Linked DNA regions of Homo sapiens: region 2 is linked to region 1. Evidence: chromatin loops called from intact Hi-C (ENCODE). Cell type or tissue: IMR-90. All regions are shown on one strand. Each heading gives the region's core, and the rest is flanking DNA. Links, peaks and the distances in the headings are about the cores only.

What was found. Hi-C counts contacts between places; a loop is a spot of excess contacts. Peaks named below come from ENCODE experiments on the same cell type or tissue, not always from the same donor. Only the 100,000 strongest peaks of a DNase experiment are listed, where the experiment ranks them.
Region 2: a loop joins it to region 1, with 5 times the contacts of the local background. A loop is called at or near these places in 5 of 110 quality-filtered maps.

What each region holds. Positions count from the first base shown.
Region 1 is chr11:132,124,851-132,129,315 of GRCh38, reverse strand. The region is part of intron 2 of NTM (neurotrimin); the gene reads right to left. Among named protein-coding and RNA genes, the nearest start is that of NTM-IT, 160 kb to the left of the region's middle. RefSeq lists enhancers at 2,776-2,825, 2,926-2,975. In IMR-90, for the core only: a CTCF peak has its summit at 2,161 (motif pointing right); a DNase peak (open chromatin) is centred at 2,155; H3K4me3 peaks cover 685 bases; H3K27ac peaks cover 849 bases.
Region 2 is chr11:132,069,642-132,074,106 of GRCh38, reverse strand. All of the region lies in intron 2 of NTM (neurotrimin), which reads right to left. It overlaps LOC124902795 (a long non-coding RNA gene), which reads right to left. Exons shown (of 2, transcript XR_007062958.1): 1 at 3,142-4,465; 2 at 1-2,933. Among named protein-coding and RNA genes, the nearest start is that of NTM-AS3, 170 kb to the right of the region's middle. In IMR-90, for the core only: no CTCF peak of the experiment used is centred there; DNase peaks (open chromatin) are centred at 1,126 and 1,786; H3K27ac peaks cover 2,088 bases.

The DNA.
Region 1 (4,465 bases), core at 716-3,215:
CCCTAAGTTGGTTCTAAACTATCACTTAGAGCATCAATAGTAACAATACGTACACAGCTGTATGCACTATACAACATTGCTCTTCCAGAAATGCAAACAGTTTTGGATACCAAGTCCCTATACAGCCACCTCCAAATTCCTCTTCTAGAATATATGACCAATAGACCCCACCCTATCCACCCTACCAACACACACACACAAACACACATCTTTTGCAAACTACACTTTTCCAGCGGCACTTTCTAAAGAGAATTGTTCACTCAATAACCTGCTGGGACTTGTGACACCAACCCATCCCAAAGAAAAATTTCTACACTGTCGATAGTGATTTCTGACCTTACCAGCCTCTTTTTTTTTTTTTTTTTTTTTTTTTTTTTTGAGATGGTGTCTCGCTCTATCGCCCAGGCTGGAGTGAAGTGGTGCAATCTCAGCTCACTGCAAACTCTGCCTCCCGGATTCATGCCATTCTCCTGCCTCAGCCTCCTGAGTAGCGGGGACTACAGGTGCCCGCCACCGCACTCGGCTAATTTTATTTTATTTTTTTATTTTTTATTATTTTTTTTTTAGTAGAGACGGGGTTTCACCGTGTTAGCCAGGATGGTCTTGATCTCCTGACCTCGTGATCCACCTGCCTCAGCCTCCCAAAGTGCTGGGATTACAGGTGTGAGCCACCATGCCCAGCCCCTTATCAGCCTCTTGTACCTGTGTGATCACCTGGCAAGTTAAGTTGGTTGGGTGAACTCCTACACCCACAACTATAACCCACTGGAAGATTCTTTGAGGCTCCTGTTTCTGCATGAAGGAGATATACATCTGGACAGCCTGGGGCCAGTCCACAAAGATCTGAGGATGGTCCCTGGAGAGGCAACATCTGATGTCCTGCTCTCTACAGTCCCCAGGCAGCCTCTAAATTCTACAGCTGAGAGAGTAAACAGGACTAGCAACAGTTGAGATGTAACATTGTGTATGCATATTCAAAAGACATTCATTATCTGTAGGACATTGTTTAGAAATTGCTCTACTATTTAATTTGTGATAAATGATTAGCAAACATGTTTATCAATGTAAAAAAAAAAACACACTCACAGAACAACTTTAATTGGATTCATATACTTTAGTGTCTGGGAAAGCTGAGAAGCAAACCATCCTATACCACTGCCATGTGCTTCTCCTCTCCAGCGTCCTGTCCCCAGCCATCTGCCCTCAGACTTCATCTACAACCCCAGACAGCCTTCTGCCAAATGTAAACTGATGGTCACAGGGAAAAGGAGAGGACATATGGATGAGAGTGCCCAAATATGAGAATATCCTTTGTCGACAAAAGCCAGAAAAGTGTAAATCTTTCAGAGAGCCAATGCCCAGGCCAGCATCCCACCTGGTTCAGTCCCTTGGATGGGGAAGGGTGGATCTAAGACAAGAGCTTGGCTCTGGGACTTGCAGGCTATAACGTTAGACACTACTAAGTCTGCCGGCATGACACTCTTTCTCCTATTAATAGCAACTTCTTCAATTTGCTCGCCCCAGAAAACAAAATGAATGAGGCTTGGCTGTGAATGTAGGGAGACTAAAGCCCAGGATGGCAATAAATCGGAGAGCAGAGTGGCAGACACTGTAATCCGCCGGAATGCCGCTCTGGCTCAAGGAAAAGAACCTCTTTGGGGAAGCAGTGGAGGGAATCAATGCCCATAAAAGCATCCGAGGCAGCAAGCCACAGCAGAAAAGATAGATACTGTTGACCAGCACATGCAGCAGATTGCTGGTTGTAAAACAAAATAGAAAGTCATTAAAAAGGTGGGCAAAGGGCACGATTGTGTGATGTGGATGTCACAGGGGACCTGTGTTATAGAGGGCTCAGGCCTCCCCATCCGTCAGAAGGTCAGCATCGCCAAGACTGCCTGGAATCCCACACTGCAGATCCCTCTCTATGCGCTCACCGCAGCAAGGTGAGAGATGGGTTAGTATTTATTGCCACTTATGTAATAGGTCTATTTGGAAACACATTCTGACTCGCTTATCAGGATATTAATACATCACAGCATATTGAGCTGTATTCATTTTGGGTTCGGGTTGCTTTAACCAAAGACTTTCCTGGGAAGCCTGCCAAGGTATGTTTTTCTGGAACGAGCTCCCTTTTCTGCCTCATTCACCACCTTTCGATCCACCAGAGGGCAGAGTCAACCCATAAGACTCAGGCTCAGGGACTTTGGGGGGCAGTTTGAAATAGGAGGAGTTTTGGGAGAACGCACCAGAAAAGCAAAGGCCTGAATAAGTTATTCATCCTGAAAGCTGGAGATGGAAATAGTTTCTGGAACTCTCAAGAAAAAAGACTGACAATAAGGCCCGAAAGAAGCAAGTTAAATAGTTCTTAATGTGCTGTGCCTCAGTTTCCCAACATTTGAAAGGAGCAGATGCTTGAATCATTTCCAACTCACCCTGTAAATTAAACCACGCTTTGCGGGTCACAGAAAACACCTCTCACAGCAAAGGAGGGGCAGCTGGCAGAGAAACAGGCTGCAAGGTCGCAGCCAGCACAAATCGGAAAAAGGCACGTTCTGGAGGCTTCTTCCCTCCTTCTCGCTTCCCTCTCCCTTTGCCTCCTGGTAGGGCTCTTTCTCCTTCCGCATTTCCATTCTTGCCCTCTTTCTCCTTTTCTTTCTTGTGCTAGTTTGGCTGCCCTCTCCAGCTCCTCTCCTCTTGGGAGAAATAAAAGTAAAACCAAAAACAACTGCTAGGGGAGAAATGACAGCAGCTGCTTCCTCCCCCTCCTCCTGCCCCCGCCATGGGAGGTGGCTGCGAAGTCCCCGCACACTGCCAGCCATGGTGAGAGCTTTGATTTCCAATCTGATCGCCTCATTTTGTCAGCCTCTGCATAACACAAACAGCTCAGCCCCCACTTATCACAGAAAAGAAGGGGGTGATGGAAGGAAAAAAAGTAGAAGGAACACCTTCCTCTCCCATAATAAATAACTGGCACAGGCATCTCCTGTCACCCTCAGCATTGTCCGTGGTGTGTGTCTCCCTACCTTGCCATTAAGAAGTAACTCACCACAGCTGGGCTGGAGAGAAACAGTATCTCCCTGCTATTGTTCACAGCGTTCTTGTGTGACAATTTCAATCCATCAGACTTTTCTTCTGCAAAGAATTGATGGACTAAGGATCCTCTGGCTCGGAGCTGTTTGTATTTCTGCACTCGTTCACACACCCAGGTGGCGAGACCCTTGCGCCCACTCAGTCTCTCCCACTCCCACATCGCGCAGGGGCGCCTGGGGACCCAAGCTGCTTATGGAAAGCGAGGCTCCACCTTTGCTGGGCTGCGCTTCTTCCTCTGCCAACAGCCCACTCATCCCCCTTGCCTGGGACCCCTGTTGATCTCTCTTACACACACACAATATACACACACACACATACAAACACATGCACGCACACACACCACATACCACAGCACACACCACATACCACAGCATACACCCAGCCACACACACACCACACACCACACATACCACACAGCACACACAGATACACAACACACAACACACATGCACCATATACCACAACACACAAAATACACGCACCACATACCACACACACATCACACACCACACACTACACACCACACTCACACCACATACCCCACTACGCACTACACATGACACACACACCACATACCACATGACACACATACCACATACACCACCAAACACCACACACATCACACACCACACACTACACACCACATACACATTCATACCCCACCACACACCACATACATCACATAGCACACACTACACACCACACACACCACATACACCACCACACCACACACGCATCACAGACACATCACACACCACACACTACACACCACATACACACTCATACCTCACCACACACCACATACATCACATAGCACACACTACATACCACATACCACATACACCACCACACACACATCATACACTACACACTACACAATCACATACCACACCACACACCACATATACCACATACCACACCACACACACACACACACACAAACACACACCAGTACATTATTTATCTTCTACTTTACACTCTAAGGGAGGGTTTGACTTAGTCTAATTCACTCAATAAAATGAAAACATCCTTTCCTGATTCACTCACTCAGTCGCCTCATCTTTGTTTGCATCCCCACTGTGAGCCCATCCGTTTGCGTTTGCTGGGACTGAGTGTAGACAGATATGCGGGCAGTGTGAGGAAGGCAGGGTGTGTCTGGGAAGGTTGTGCTCTAGAACTCAAGATGCAAATCAGGCCCACCTGTAGAACTTGCTTTACTTATTCATTTGGAGATGGATGTCATGCTGGCACCCAGGCTGAAGTGCAGTGGCACAATCATCACCCCTGCAGCCTCCAACCAGCCTCCAGAGTAGCTTAGACAACTGGCGCTAGCTACAGTACCTAGGAGTACAGAAGCTAGGACCACCAGGAGCAG
Region 2 (4,465 bases), core at 743-3,242, 55 kb after region 1:
GTGGCCTACTGAAAAATTAGTTGAGGGAGAATCTGTGCTGAGAGATAAATCTTTCTGTGACATTTCAAGACTCATCCTCAGCCAATTAGAACTGCCACTGTGAGAGCAGCCTGTTAGCACACATTCCAACCACGTTAACCCCAGAAGTTCTGAAAGAAGCCCCTTAGCAGACCTACAGTGTCCTCTGCATTCTGGGAACTGATGGGAAAGCATGTGCATGTGTTGACTTATGGTGGAGCAAACCCCAAACAGGTTTGTGGCCAGAAATGGGATAGAACTAAAGAGTCAAAGAACTGAATTGAGAAATTGCAGACATTAAAAAAAGCTATTTCTAGAAGGAGTGGCTCTTTAGCGACAGGATTTACTCTGACCTCCGAATGCAACCTTGGGCCACACAGGAACCTGGACTCCTGGACAGATGAATTAGGGTGCTTTATTTCAAAATGAAATTGACCATAATGGTTAGTTTGGTGAGTTTCCTAGTGGAGTTTTGGCCTGAGGTTTTAAAAACTGCTCCAGGTCAAGACACTCTGAACCTCTTTCTATGCTATTTAACTGGCCCTATATTCCTCAGTGATCTTTTTTGGAAAGAAGGTGGAGCCATATGTCCTTTTAACAATACTCATAGCTTGCCATTTACAAAGGTTACCTTTACCAGGGGAGCTAGGTACTTTGCAAACATACAACTAACATCATGCACTGCTGGGGACATTTACACCACCAAATCATTACATAAATATTGCTTCATTAAGTCACAGAACATTCCTAAAGATAACTAGGCACCTCTGCTCCCATTTTTCTAGTTGGATAAACTGAGGTCCAGAGAAGACAATTCCTATACTCAAAGTCACCAAAATAAAACAGTTTATTTTCACTGGATCCCCTTCACAAATAGAAAAGTCCCCATTTTGGCTCCTCGTTGTTAATACAGAGGACACTTAGTTTGGAAACCCTTAGCCTAGAGAACTGCCAAATTCTGTTTTCTGATGCCAGTGACACAAAGCCCCAGCAGCCCACAGGACAGAAGGAGCTAGCACATCTCCAAGCTGAGGGACTCCGTGGCTGCAGGCTGTGTGCAAATGGACCCAGCTCATAAGCCAGCCTCATTTTTCACAAATGACACCATCTTTGGATCTGCACGCATCTGGCCATAGAGTAACTTTCAAAGAGTGTTTGTCAAAAGCTTATTCTCTCAGAAGAGTTCCCAGGAGAAAACCCCTATTCCTCTCAGCAGTCAAATCAAAAGGCCCCTCTCCCTGAAACCCCACACACAGGCACCACAGTGAGGAGGAATCACAACCGTAAAATAAGGGGCCAGAGTCCCGCAGAGGCCCCTGTGCCTCTCTCCCGGGGAGGTGGCAGGGATATCTGTGTACACGGCACTCTCCAACTGAACTGGGCCTCCTGTCTTGAGTAAAACTAAAAATAAGGGTGATAACAAGAAAGATTTATCTGAGACTGAAAGGAAGTTCTGACATTACCATAATGGCATCTCTCCAGAAAGTCTGTTCTTTCCTTTCCATTCACATCTCCACTTAGTATTTTTCTGAAAATATAGCTAAAGGCAACTATTCTTTCCCCATGGTTCACAACTATCAGATTGCCCAAGCTTGCACAGACTGCCCCCAAAACATGGTTAGTTAATTACTCACCAACAGAAATACCAAAAGCAACAAATCAGTTGCACACATATGTGTTTGAGAACCCTTATTGTTCTAAGAGACTCCTAATTACACATTTCCTCTGGTATCTACCCCTACCCCTCCCTACTTCCCTACGGGAGTCTGAGTAACACAATCAAAGAAGATTCTAAAGAGGCTTGTCATATCCTGGGGTTTACAAGACATGGTATTCAAAAGGCAATGATGTTAATATTGTTTTACAGTATGCTGGCTGCTTGGGGGGTTTGCAGCCATCTGTGTTCATTAACCCCTTTTTAAGTCAGGGGAAGGGCTGGGGTTGGCTCATTCACAGAGTTATGCTGCCTGCCTCATCACTCACTTCCTCTATCGAGTCATTGACTTGGGGGCATCAGGCATGATTTATTAGTAGGAAACATACCAGTAGACTTTGGTACAACAAGCATCTCCTAATTTTGCCCTAGCCAATCCCTATAAGAACCACTATCTGTATTACCTCTGAGTTCTCCAAGAGCTGATTCTAGAATATCCAGGTAGGTGTGAGTTACGAGCACAGAAGATTTTATTAGATCCACCGTCAAGGACTCCTAATACAGGCCTATTGCTACTGATGGATGACCTGGTTACCATATATATGAGGTAGTTACATTTATAATACAACGCACTTTTTTGTGTGAATCTGATAAAAGCTATGAACTCTAATTCCAGAAAAAAAAAATGTTCTTTCTCTCTTTCACACAAAAACGCACACCCCATATAATTCTGGGAGGTTCATGACCCACTGAAGCTCATCTGGGTCCACCAGCCCCAGCTGAGGAGATCTCATTTCATTAGAAGTTTAGCTTATTCTAAATATTTACCATGCCCTTCCCCACACTCCCATTATAATCATGGCTAATGTATTTTCATGATCTTTAATTTTTCCCACATTTGAATCAAATGATCTCCTCACTGATAGGAAGGGAACATTCTACTATCACAGTCTTTCATTTTAACAGATACACAGGCATCAAGGGCTTAATACAGGCAAGCACGGTGGTGGTCAGTGTGACGTGTTAACTTGGCTGTGTGACGTGTTAACTAACCTGTGATGGTCAGTGTGACGTGTTAACTTGGCTGAGTGACGTGTTAACTAACCTGTGATGGTCAGTGTGACGTGTTAACTTGGCTGTGTGACGTGTTAACTAACCTGTGATGGTCAGTGTGACGTGTTAACTTGGCTGAGTGACGTGTTAACTAACCTGTGATGGTCAGTGTGACGTGTTAACTTGGCTGTGTGACGTGTTAACTAACCTGTGATGGTCAGTTTGACGTGTTAACTTGACTGTGTGACGTGTTAACTAACCTGTGATTCTCAGTGTGACGTGCTAACCTGGCTGTGTGACGTGTTAACTAACCTGTGACGGTCAGTGTGACGTGTTAACTTGGCTGAGTGACGTGTTAACCAACCTGTGATGGTCAGTGTGACGTGTTAACTTGGCTGTGTGACGTGTTAACTAACCTGTGACGGTCAGTTTGACGTGTTAACTTGGCTGTGTGACGTGTTAACTAACCTGTGACGGTCAGTGTGACGTGTTAACTTGGCTGAGTGACGTGTTAACTAACCTGTGATGGTCAGTGTGACGTGTTAACTTGGCTGTGTGACGTGTTAACTAACCTGTGACGGTCAGTGTGACGTGTTAACCTGGGTGAGTGACGTGTTAACTAACCTGTGACGGTCAGTTTGACGTGTTAACTTGGCTGTGTGACGTGTTAACTAACCTGTGATGGTCAGTTTGACGTGTTAACTTGGCTGTGTGACGTGTTAACTAACCTGTGGTGGTCAGTTTGACGTGTTTTGGCTGTGTGATGTGTTAACTAACCTGTGATGGTCAGTTTGACGTGTTAACTTGGCTGTGTGACGTGTTAACTAAACTGTGACGGTCAGTTTGACGTGTTAACTTGGCTGTGTGACGTGTTAACTAACCTGTGACGGTCAGTTTGACGTGTTAACTTGGCTGTGTGATGTGTTAACTTGGCTGTGTGACGTGTTAACTAACCTGTGACGGTCAGTTTGACGTGTTAACTTACTTGGCTGTGTGACGTGTTAACTAACCTGTGATGGTCAGTTTGACGTGTTTTGGCTGTGTGACGTGTAAACTAACCTGTGATCGTCAGTTTGACGTGTTAACTTGGCTGTGTGACACGTTAACTAACCTGTGATGGTCAGTTTGACGTGTTTTGGCTGTGTGACGTGTTAACTAACCTGTGATGGTCAGTTTGACGTGTTAACTTGGCTGTGTGACGTGTTAACTAACCTGTGACGGTCAGTTTGACGTGTTAACTTGGCTGTGTGACGTGTTAACTAACCTGTGACGGTCAGTTTGACGTGTTAACTTGGCTGTGTGACGTGTTAACTTGGCTGTGTGACGTGTTAACTAACCTGTGACGGTCAGTTTGACGTGTTAACTTACTTGGCTGTGTGACGTGTTAACTAACCTGTGATCGTCAGTTTGACGTGTTAACTTGGCTGTGTGACATGTTAACTAACCTGTGATGGTCAGTTTGACGTGTTTTGGCTGTGTGACGTGTAAACTAACCTGTGACGGTCAGTGTGACGTGTTAACTTGGCTGTGTGACGTGTTAGCTAACCTGTGATGGTCAGTTTGATGTGTTTTGGCTGTGTGACGTGTTAACTAACCTGTGATCGTCAGTTTGACGTGTTAACTTGGCTGTGTGACGTGTTAACTAACCTGTGATGGTCAGTGTGACGTGTTAACCTGGCTGTGTGACGTGTTAACTAACCTGTGATGGTCAGTGTGACGTGTTAACTTGGCTGGGTGACC